2 separate regions of the Homo sapiens genome follow, and region 2 is linked to region 1. The links are chromatin contacts, found by Hi-C or POLR2A ChIA-PET in ENCODE. All regions are on one chromosome and are shown on one strand. Each heading gives the region's core, a stretch centred on a gene start or an enhancer-like site at or near the end of the contact. The rest is flanking DNA. Distances are from core to core; before and after follow the strand shown. Region 1 overlaps ACTN2 (actinin alpha 2). Region 2 overlaps MTR (5-methyltetrahydrofolate-homocysteine methyltransferase).

What was found. A loop is a pair of places that touch in the nucleus more often than their neighbours do. ChIA-PET counts read pairs that join two places held with the same protein, here RNA polymerase II (POLR2A). Pooled maps may share reads with other maps.
Region 2: a map of psoas muscle shows a loop between it and region 1 (1.9-fold over the local background). The contact joins two enhancer-like sites. A Hi-C loop is called at or near these places in 1 of 168 maps with a recorded cell type or tissue (psoas muscle) and 1 of 50 pooled maps. POLR2A ChIA-PET finds 5 or more read pairs at or near these places in 3 of 52 experiments (B cell, K562 and naive thymus-derived CD4-positive, alpha-beta T cell).

What each region holds. Positions count from the first base shown.
Region 1 is chr1:236,751,002-236,756,717 of GRCh38, reverse strand. It overlaps ACTN2 (actinin alpha 2), which reads right to left. Exons shown (of 21, transcript NM_001103.4): 15 at 5,066-5,248; 16 at 2,637-2,771; 17 at 1,520-1,699. Among named protein-coding and RNA genes, the nearest start is that of MTR, 41 kb to the left of the region's middle. Within about 2 kb of position 2,702, at least 3 of the 41 ENCODE cell types and tissues checked have a DNase peak (open chromatin) inside an H3K27ac peak, as active enhancers do.
Region 2 is chr1:236,829,460-236,835,306 of GRCh38, reverse strand. MTR (5-methyltetrahydrofolate-homocysteine methyltransferase) reads right to left here. Exons shown (of 33, transcript NM_000254.3): 13 at 3,229-3,341. Among named protein-coding and RNA genes, the nearest start is that of MTR, 37 kb to the right of the region's middle. RefSeq lists a silencer at 1,424-1,718. Within about 2 kb of position 4,591, at least 5 of the 41 ENCODE cell types and tissues checked have a DNase peak (open chromatin) inside an H3K27ac peak, as active enhancers do.

The DNA.
Region 1 (5,716 bases), core at 1,453-3,952:
CAGTATATACTCTATTACCAGGGTTCTAACGGTGGCAGCGGGCACTCTGCAGTATATACTCTATAACCAGGGTTCTAACGGTGGCAGCGGGCACTCTGCAGTATATACTCTATTACCAGGGTTCTAACGGTGGCAGCGGGCACTCTGCAGTATATACTCTATTACCAGGGTTCTAACGGTGGCAGCGGGCACTCTGCAGTATATACTCTATTACCAGGGTTCTAACGGTGGCAGCGGGCACTCTGCAGTATATACTCTATTACCAGGGTTCTAATGGTGGCAGCGGGCACTCTGCAGTACATACTCTATAACCAGGGTTCTAACGGTGGCAGCGGGCACTCTGCAGTATATACTCTATAACCAGGGTTCTAACAGTGGCAGCGGGCACTCTGCAGTATATACTCTATTACCAGGGTTCTAACAGTGGCAGCGGGCACTCTGCAGTATATACTCTATTACCAGGGTTCTAACAGTGGCAGCGGGCACTCTGCAGTATATACTCTATTACCAGGGTTCTAACAGTGGCAGCGGGCACTCTGCAGTATATACTCTATAACCACGGTTCTAACAGTGGCAGCGGGCACTCTGCAGTATATACTCTATTACCAGGGTTCTAACAGTGGCAGCGGGCACTCTGCAGTATATACTCTATTACCAGGGTTCTAACGGTGGCAGCGGGCCCTCTGCAGTATATACTCTATTACCAGGGTTCTAACAGTGGCAGCGGGCCCTCTGCAGTATATACTCTATTACCAGGGTTCTAACGGTGGCAGCGGGCCCTCTGCAGTATATACTCTATTACCAGGGTTCTAACAGTGGCAGCGGGCACTCTGCAGTATATACTCTATAACCACGGTTCTAACAGTGGCAGCGGGCACTCTGCAGTATATACTCTATTACCAGGGTTCTAACAGTGGCAGCGGGCACTCTGCAGTATATACTCTATTACCAGGGTTCTAACAGTGGCAGCGGGCACTCTGCAGTATATACTCTATAACCAGGGTTCTAACAGTGGCAGCGGGCCCTCTGCAGTATATACTCTATTACCAGGGTTCTAACGGTGGCAGTGGGCACTCTGCAGTATATTATCAGGATTCTAACAGTGGCAGCGGGCACTCTGCAGTATATACTCTTGTTTGTCACTAAAAATATTTTCCCATTTACCAAGTAGCAGGATGAGCCCTGAGTTATACCTGCTGGCTCCCAGGGAGATCAATTTGGGCCTAACTGGCAGAAATGCAACAGTCCAGTTTCTGGCACTCACCTTGAAGAAGTGTAGTGAATTTATGGTGGTGATAATAATAATGATAATGTCACTGTTGGTAATACCATATAGTCCTCGATATAGCTCACGAAGCATTTCCACAAATAGTGACTGGAAAGGCTTAAAGATCCCTAACTTTCATACTTGTAGGTCTTAACAGGAACAAAGAAAGACAAGTGCATGAAGAAAGCACCCTGAGGAGGTGGCATGGTCCCCGTGAGAAGTGAGCGGCACACGCCTGTCTGGCTGCCGTACCTCCATCGTGTAGTTCGTGTGCTTGTTGTCAAAGACAAGGGCCTCCTGGATGAGCTGATGGTCTCCCTCCAGCTTGTCGATGTTGTTCTTATAGTTGATGATGTTGTGCTCATACTGCTTCAGCTGGTTCATCTGGTCTTCCAGGGCTCCTGTGATCTGGATGGAGCTCCGGGCAATCTCCTGAGGGGGGCGAGTGAGCAAGCAGAGAGAGAAGCAGAGTGAAGTGCCCTCTAAGGGAGCTCGGCACGAGGCGCCGTTCCAGACCCTGCATGGGATGCTAGGCCAGCGTCAGGCAGCGGCCAGTGTCACTCGGTTCACTTTTCTCAGAGGAAGTGGGGACTGGGTAGCATCGCAGAACAAAACAAGGTCTAGTTCTAGTCTGTCTAGAAAATGAGGAAAAAGTCAACCAAGATCCAAAACAGAGAGGCAAGAGGGGTCAGAGATAAGTCCTTCAGCTTCTTGCTGTGGGAAGGAAACGCCCTCGGGCAGAGCTACCCTGCTCTGGAGGAGGCTGGGGGTGGGCTGCCTGGGTGGAGCTGCCAGACAGATTGAAGACCCACGGGATGCTTCCTCCATCAGAATTTCTTATATTTTTACATGGTCTCCGCTTTAAGAAAAAAGTCAATATTTCAACACCAAAAGGGTGGTGGGACAAGAAATAAGTGGGTCAATAAATGTCTCCTGGCTGTTCTTGGTGATCAAAGGACAACAGGGTTACTTAAAGACCACTGTCCCTGAAATGTTCTGAAAATGCAAAGTATTTGTGGGCCTTCACGTGTCCTCCTTGTAGGGATAGATGGTTTGAAATCCAGGCCCTGCAGAGGCCAAAAACGGAGAAAGCCCTGTCACCATTTTTAGTGAGAAAATAAACAGAACCCAGCAAGACCCCCCTCCCCTTCCTTGAGTGCCGCCTTCCTGCATTCCATATTGTGCTCTGGTTTGCACACTGTCCCCAACAGCCAGGGGCTGAAAGATAAAGCCGGGGTGATAACAGAACGGTGCTCCCACCTGACTGAGTGGGTGGCTGGAAACCACAGCATGTGCGGTGTCACTGCTGCGTGGCTAAAGGGACTTATCGCAAGGCTTGTGAACAGCGCCTGGGAGGGCGCTGGCTTACCTCCATCTTGTTCTGGATCCAGGGCCCAATGGCATTGGCTTGGGCAGCAAACTGGCGCCTCAGACGCTCGTTAGCATGCTGGCGAGCCAGCTCCTCCTGCAGGGATTGATCGCGGATGGGCACGAGTTGCTTCACCTGTCAGGGCCCAAGGACAACAAGGGTTAGAGGCCAGCTGTGGTCTCATAGGAACAACCACAGAATGCGGGAATAGTCCAAGGGGTGGGGGTGGGAGTGGAGAAGGAGAAACGAAGGGAGGAGGGTGTAGGGGGAAGGAAGAGGGAGGATAGGGAGGAGGAGTCCCTAGTCTAGGGACTACAGGATGAGCTTGATTTAGCTTTGACTGCCATCTAGTGCCACCAAGTGCCTGCTGAAAGACAGGATGAGCTGGAGGGTATTTAAGAGCCTGCATTAGGAGCAGCGACCATTCTCCTCCAGCCAGAGGCTCTAGGCCTGCTGCACAACTAAGTCAGGGCCAGGTCCAGAGTACAGAGGATTTGTGAACTTGGATGCAGGGAACACTGGCGTGTTTATTTTCACCATCTCGGATTAAAATGTAGCACTCCCTTTGTTTATGAATGACGTGGACAGCAAATCTGCAGCAGTATTTAGTAGTCCCTGTGACCTTATCACAGCATAAATCATAGACATTCCATACTAACGTTACGGTTATGCCTGCCTCTTGCAACAAATATCACGTACACTCAGCCCTACTCCAAAATTATTGGACCTGCTGTTAGTTCTTGGTTTTAAACGTGTTAGTAAAGAAGCATATACATGACAATAACTTTAAAGATATTTGAATAACTACATTTCAATATAATTTGTTTCCTTGGTAATATTAAATATTTTTATAAGTTTACAAACATTATTATCAGAAGGAATCCACAGGCTTCCCCAGACTGCCAGACGGGTTCATGACACCAAAATGTGAAGAGCCCATGCTGGGTTCATGAGTTCGATTCTTATACCTTGTTGGCCCACAGAAGAGTATACACCTGTCTACCTGCTTTCTGTTCCATTTGTGAGTTACATTTTAATGCTATGCCTCCATTCTCTTTCAATCAATGGAAGAGAAAAAACTACTTCAAAAATCTTTCTTTGTGTCATCTGCAAAACTGCTACTAAAAGCATTATTATTGTCTTTTTGTTTTCTTTAACAAAAATCCATTTGCTTTATAACTTACTGATGGGAGAAAAGTTTGTCTCACTTTAAAAAATGATATATTTCTGCCCAGGCGTGACGGCTCACACCTGTAATCCCAGCACTTTGGGAGGCTGAGGTGGGTGGATCACCTGACGTCAGGAGTTTGAGACCAGCCTGGCCAACATAGTGAAACCTCATCTCTATCAAAAATATAAAAAATTAGCCAGGCGTGGTGGCGGGCACCTGTAATCCCAGCTATTAGGGAGGCTGAGACAGGAAAATCACTTGAACCCACGAGGAAGAGGTTGCAATGAGCCGAGATTTTGCCTCTGCACTCTAGCCTGGGCAACAGAGTGAGACTCTGTCTCAAAAAAATAAACATAATAAAAACGAAAAATAAAAAATGATATATTTCCTCCCCCCGCCCCCACCCCCGCAAGAAAACTACTTAAATCAGTTTGTTTCCTGTCTCTCTTTGGGTGTTCGTTAGGAAGACCAGAGCTAAATTTAAAGCTCAGATGCACTAATTAACTACTGTTTCTCGGATAAATACTTTCCTTTTCCTCATACCTGTTTTTGTCTTTTGCGCTGTTTATAACTAACTTGCAGCACGTGTGTTTTTATAGTAAAAGCCACTTCAGACCCACGTGGTGGACTTATTCCTCAAAGACTATGATTGGCATACTGAGATGACTAATTGTGCTATAATTTCAACCATGAAAAGAAATGTCCCAATCTTAAAAATCAGACAAAAGGGCTCAAATTATCCCATTTGGACCATAATTACATTTGTCGATAGTTGCCCCAAATTTAAAAGGCTGCAAGTTAGTAAGAATACTTTCATTCCCAAGATGTCGTTTTCTAAGCAATTTTTCTGCATTTAAAATTCATACACATCTGGGACATGTCTATATCATATTCTAAAAATTCTTTTAAAAAGTACTGTAAGTACTTGTAACCAAGTTTTTAACCAAATTTCCAGTTGGGGCTTTAAAAACCATTTCCTTTATGGTATTAGGATCATAACCTACAGTGGTTGTGTCAACATTTATAAGATTTTCCTTAAGTAAAATAATCTCTGCTTTCTTTCCCCACAAACTGCAGACGCTGCTGAAGGGTCCTTAAGAGTTTGTCACGTTTTGCCTGTGAAATTTGGGATAAAGGAAAATCCTGATCATGATGCAAAATGAGGCCGTCACCCTAAGTCCCCGAGGCGTTAACTTCCTCCTTCGACGTCAGCTTCAAGAATGCCCCCTGGTCCCACACCAGGCCCTCAGCCACCCACCTTGTCCCACTTGGTCCGGAGCTCATCCATGGTGACAGTGCTGTACGGGTTGCTTGAGCTGATTCTGATGTTGTAGCTCTGAATCACCTTCTCCACCTCGTTCTGGATGGCCATGATGGACTGCCGCTCTCCGTCCGCCTCGGGCAGCGTGGCCTTGAACTGCTCATGCGCAGTGATCAGACTCTACACCCGAGACACAAGTGGAGAAAAACAATGTGGCTTGAGTGTTAATTTCAAAGGCTTTGATATTCCTTTCCGCACACAAGTAAATGCCTTGATGATTGCAAGAGTCTCTGGAGAAAAACACATTCTGAATGCTTTAGAAAAAACTCTTTAGGTACACAGAAGTCAAGTTCCTGGAAAATGGAAAAAGGATGTCATGATGACTATTAATAATATTGGTGGCTATTCATGTAGAGTCTTTTAAAAAATAATTTTTTTTAATCAGTTTTCCTTTCACTGATTTTGATCACCAGCTATTGTTTAGGTCTTTCTTATTTTCTGCTGACGAGCAGAACTTAACTTAGCGGCACTTCCTTTTTTTTTTTTTTTTTTTTTTTTTTGAGACAGGGTCTCGCTAGGTCACTCAGGCTGGAGTGCAGTGGTGCAATCATGGCTCACTGCAGCCTTGAACACTTGGGCTCAAGTAAT
Region 2 (5,847 bases), core at 3,342-5,841, 77 kb before region 1:
GATTCTAAATCCCTCAGCATGGCAGTCAAGGCCCTCTGAGCTGGCCCCATCTTCTTACCCAGCTGAACTTCCCATTCCACCCCGACTGGAGCCTTCACCCAGCCAAATCTGTTCCCACCTCTGTGCTGCAGATCACGTTGTTCCCTCTGCTTGGAACGCAATCCCTTTCCCTTCCACATTGTTTAAGACCCAGCTCAAGCCCCATCTCCTCCAAAAAAAGTCCTTAGAGAAACCATCCAAAATGATATAACTCTTCAGTATTTGCCAAAAACTATATAACTCTTCAGTATCTGCCGAAAGTATTCATTGCAGGCTGTTAATAGAAGTTACATGAAAAGAAATGTGACTTAAATAAATTTCAGCAGGTTTTTATAACACTGGAAGGCTTTTCAAATTATTTAATGCACTATTACACACTGCAACCTTCCCAAAACAGAATACAGCATTTCCCACTTATGATCGTCTAAGGAATATTTTGTAGGATAAGTGTTCCAAAAAGTCTTATATACTTCTCATTCTGAACAATGCTGGGCAAAATATACATGTTCCATAATACCTTCTAAGTAACAAGGCAGAGACTTTTTGTTTATTTAAGTTTTCACTGTACACTTCATAGTGTAATGAAATAAGCAAGGATAAAATCAATAGTAGATGCTGATATTGTCTTGATTTTTTTTTAGCCCAAGGAAAAAAAAAATAGAAACTTTTAGCACTCATTGTGATAGAACAGGCATGAAACCCTATGGCATATGCTACAAGGAAACACCACATGTAGTGAGCCAAGGCCACATAGAGAAAAAGGATCACACTTAAATTCAGTAAATCTGGACCGGGTGTGGTGGCTCATGCCTGTAATCCCAGCACTTTGGGAGGCCGAGACAGGCAGATCACTTGAGGTCAAGAGTTCAAGACCAGCCTGGCCAACATGGCAAAACTCCATCTCTACTAAAAATACAAAAATTAGCTGGGCCTGGTGGCATGAGCCCGTAGTCCCAGCTTCTCTGGAGGCTGGGGCAGGAGAATCACTTGAACCTGGGAGATGGAGGTTGCAGTGAGCCAAGATCATGCCATCGCACTCCAGCCTGGGTGACAGAGCAAGACTCTATCTCAAAATAAATAAATCAATTAATTAAGTCAGTAAATCAAAAAATGTTTTCTAGTATCAATACTAATTTAAATAATATAAAGAATAAAAAGAAGTGTAAATCACAATCCTGGTTCTTGAAGGGTTTATATCTAGATGGAGGCACATGTCACAGTCATGTAAAAAACTACTGGGCACTGCCATACAATGTGTGGGTCAAATGCCAAGATGACCTCAACATCCAGGAAAGGGAAAGGTCTCTACAAACCAAAATGGAGAAAGCTAACTGAGAGGGAGCATCTTCAGCTGACTAATGGGGAATGGATGGAGCAAACAGACAGGAGATAAGATAGTAAGCAACAGGGTCAAAAGACCTCAAAAACGGAAATGCCAATATCTGACCTATTTCTTAAGAATCACGGAATAACAGCTTCAAAGTCTAACCTTCCCAAACAAGCTCAGAGAGATGAAGTGGTTTGTTTAAAGATGTATGAGTTGGGCAAGAACATAGGACTGGAACTTCTTTCAGGTCAATGTTCTTTCCACTAAACCACAAAGGGATCATTAAGTCATAAGAGCTAGACTCTAATGAAGAGTCACCTGTCCCTTCCTGTTTCTACTGCCCCCTCCTACTGTTTCCACTAGGCAGAGATAGCAGAGTGGTTAAGGGCACATGCTTGGGAGACTTGGGTTCTATCATTTACTTGCTGTACAACAATAGGCAAGTCATTTAACCTCCCCAAGCCTCCATCTCTACACCTGTAAAATGGGGATAACCACAGTACCTATCTCCACCAGGCTGTGATGATTAAATGAGTAATGACATAAAGTGCTTAGCACAGTGACTGGCATATAGAAAGACCTTATTAAATGATAGATATTATTACTTCCACCTGTTTGCTTCTTCCTAAAATGCTCTCAGTGTCAAATCTATCAAATCCACCAAAGGGACACCATAGAATAGGCATAAGAAGCAAAACATAATAGAAACACTGCCAACTGAAGAACACTATATGGCTAGGAAGAGTCACTGGCACTTCAGAAGGAAGCAAACAAGAACAAAGGCACAGAGTCAGAAGCGAGCCTCCTGGAATGTTCAGATGACAGATCAGGATGGGAGGGCAGTTTAATACCTAAGTGAAGAGGACGGAATGACAGACTAAGGAATTTCAGTTTTATCCCATACACAAAAAAAAGTCACCCTGTGGAATTTCCAAACTGGGAAGGCCCATGATGGATGCATACAGGAGCACTGGACAGCAGCAAGAATGAGGGGAAGAGGACCAACAGAGGAAGTGGTGAAACTGGGCAACCAGGCCCTGCTAATGTGTCAGCTGAGGGACTGGGAAGGAAGACACGCCTCCAGGGATGCCATCAGGTAATAATGAACAGGTCCATGAAGGGGAATAAATGGTCCTTTCCTTGTTATGAAAACTAAATCAGCTCTGGTACTGGTTTCTGGAAGATCTCCTAAAGGTTGCAAAAAAGTGAGGAAAGTTGGATGATAAAGTTAATTATCATTAAGGCCCAGGCAAAATTCCTCCATTTTTAAATTCATATTTTCATAGGAAAATCTATCCAGGAGTCTTAGGTATGCTCTGTATGTATTAAATTTTGCTCATCCACAGAGTGACTGAGCTTAAAAACACCATGGCTAAAACTATCACATAAACTTTCCAAGGCAAGGGCCTATTTCTTTTGTTTGTTTATTTTAGTCTACAGCTAACAAGATCCATAATACCCTCAACAGTCAGCGTTTGATGCGATCATAAGGAACTGACAGGAATTTTCTTGTCTTTCCCTTTCCCTAGAAGGATTTGTGAGAAGACAAAATAAAAAGCCTCTCAAATTTTTTAACTTATTTCATGATTAATAGAAATAGCTAGAACCTGGATCCCTCCCATCTCATCCTACTTCATACACCAAATGCAGTACTTTTTAACAAATATTGACAACAGCAGCTTCAATTTTTCAAAGCCTCGTCCTCCCACCAGCCCAGTCTGCTGCAAACACACATTACCATCTTCTCACACTTTCTAGCAGCTCTGCTAATAACACTATCAAAGGCAGAGAGCTGTTTCATTTACATGCTGTCTAGCCAAAGACATGGGCAGATGCCTCAGGGGTCTTATTAAGATGCTCACTTCATAGTTTCCTGCCATGATGAGTTTAGCAAACTTCCTTGATCCTGCAACATTACAGCGCTCTCCAATGTTAACAAAGTTGGTGTACGGTCCAATCCTGAAGGGCTCTAGACCTTAAAAGGAGAAGCATTTTGAAAAATTTCTGCAAATGCATATGGATGACATGAGACAGACAGACACAAATGTATTCAATAAGAAAGAGAAGTTCCTGCACCATAGCCCATCTGAGCAGATAGGAGATCCAATGTGGAAACAGGGCCATAGTCGTCTCTAGGGAGATTCAAATGCAGTAAAGGCTATTTGTTACAACTACATTTACAACCATAACTCTCAAAAGAAGAAATATTTCAGAGTTTTATGTTGCAAATAACCTAAAGGACCAAATCATACCATCTCTGAGAAAAAAGGAAAAATAATCATCAACCCCTATTTAACCAAGAGGCTGAGGCAAAAACCATGGACAAAGTTAGAATTGAAAGAGGGGTGCTCCACAGCTGTCTGCTCAGATGTTAGCTTAAAGCTATATGGAGTAAGCTTTTTTAATCCCACCAATGGTGTGTTTACAACATTACTTCATTTCTTTGATTCAGAGGCCTAGAACCCATAATCAACAAGGCTGAATCAGGGATCCAGGTTGAGACCTGAGAGACAGGAGTCACTGTGGCAGGTCTATCACTAATGAGCTGACTCTAGGTAAGCCAGGTGGACTTCTGGTGCCTGTTTCCTTATCCACCAACATAATAACATCTCCCCTGCCACTGGCCAATTTAGGGGCAAATATCAGATAATACATGTGGATATATCACACTGAAGTAAAAACATACAGTGTAAAGTATCACTACAGAAAAGGCTCTGAACTGTTTTTGTTCTATTCATTACATTTAAAGTATTAGGAGAGGCAGTCTCATTAGATGGTTATAGGCAGGTTCTGGGTACAGACGGCCTTGGGTTCAAATCACTTACCTGAATGAACAACCTTGGGGCAACTTCCCATATGCCTCTGAGTTTACAAAGACAGTAAAGTGTCTGCTTTATACTGTTATTGTAAAAATGAAACTGAATAACATTGACAGGCACAGAATTAGCACCCATAATCACTGCTTTCATTGTTAATAAAAGAAAATGGCTTTTGAGACCTTTGCCAAAGCATGAGCTGAGGAAGAAACAGATATGAGGCAGAGAAAAATAATGACTATAAACTGGGTCATGACAAAAGCATTCCAGGCCCCTTGGTGCACTGATAGAGATTATCGCTTTCCATGCACGGTACTGGCTTATGATTTCTCTTCCATCTGGCAATGATCCTCATGGCCCCAGCCTTCCAAGCTAGTCGCAGGGTACGCCCGATCCTAGTCTGACCCTGAGGTTCCCAGGACAGGCAAGCAGGGAGCCAACATTTCAATGCTGACATTTCTGTGTGACTCCTCCGCCAAAAGCATCTCACACAAAGTACTTATGATCTATTATGAATGTGAAGTACTTGATACAAAGATCACACTTCTCTCAAGTTTGTGATTTATAAAAGAACAATTTTAAACAGCACATTTGATGTCACTCTTTTAAAATCTGATGGAAGGTGATTGTTTAAAGCAATTTAGCAATAGCGTACGACATTCAAATTGAAGAAAAAATTCTTTTATTCTTACATATAAATTATTTTTTTTAATCTTATGTAAATGGCTCTCTTGTTTCAATTTTGGCAAAGGCTGAATGTTTTCCACTCTTAGTGCTTGGCTGAAGTAATGCACTAAGTTTCAGGGATGAAATAAATAAATTTTCCTGCCACACCTCTCTCTGATAAAAGCCACTATTTCCAGAGAGGGAGTATCATAAACCATGAATCCCACTTTTCCTAATCTCATCCTCTACCTTCTGGAGTATTAAAAAAAAAAATAAAGGGCTAGCCTGAATATAGTTCGTATGTGTTAACCCAACTTCACACTCACTGATTGGGATTAATTCTGTGCTATGTTCTGAGTGAGAAAAGTGGACACTACTTTTGCTGTCATTCGTAATTTATTTTACTTTTCATAGGACAATATACAAAACAAAAATATTTCAATTCAGAGAGATGTTAAATTCTAAGCTATTAGGGAACATAATTCCTCATATGTGTTATTTGCAGGTTCTCTAAAAATCATACTTTTTCTGCTTAAAGTTACCATTTAATACATCATGAACATACTGAAGCAAAAATATGAAATTTAAAGTTATTTTTCTAACAATTGGCCTGATGACCTAGTTTACTAACGGTCCTTGTTTCAACACAAAATTCATGCTGAAAAAGGGAGGCTACCCACCTCAAAGGATTGTTGAGAACCAAAGAGAAAATACATACCACAAGTCTTTGTAAAGTCCTAAACATGTGGCAAATGTAAGATTACAACAAGAATATTTTAGAAACAATTTTCTAGGAAGATGCTGCTGCCATCACCAAACATTACACCTTGGCAGTTTGGAATTTTCAGTAACTAGTATCAACCTGAAAATTAAAATTGTTAGGCTGTGGCCAAGAGTATGTTTTCAAAACAGTGGACAATAAAGATAGGACCATCGAGCTCCCACCAAGGACTCTACCTGGGCAAATCACCTGGGCCTTCCTTCACTTTTACCCTAAAG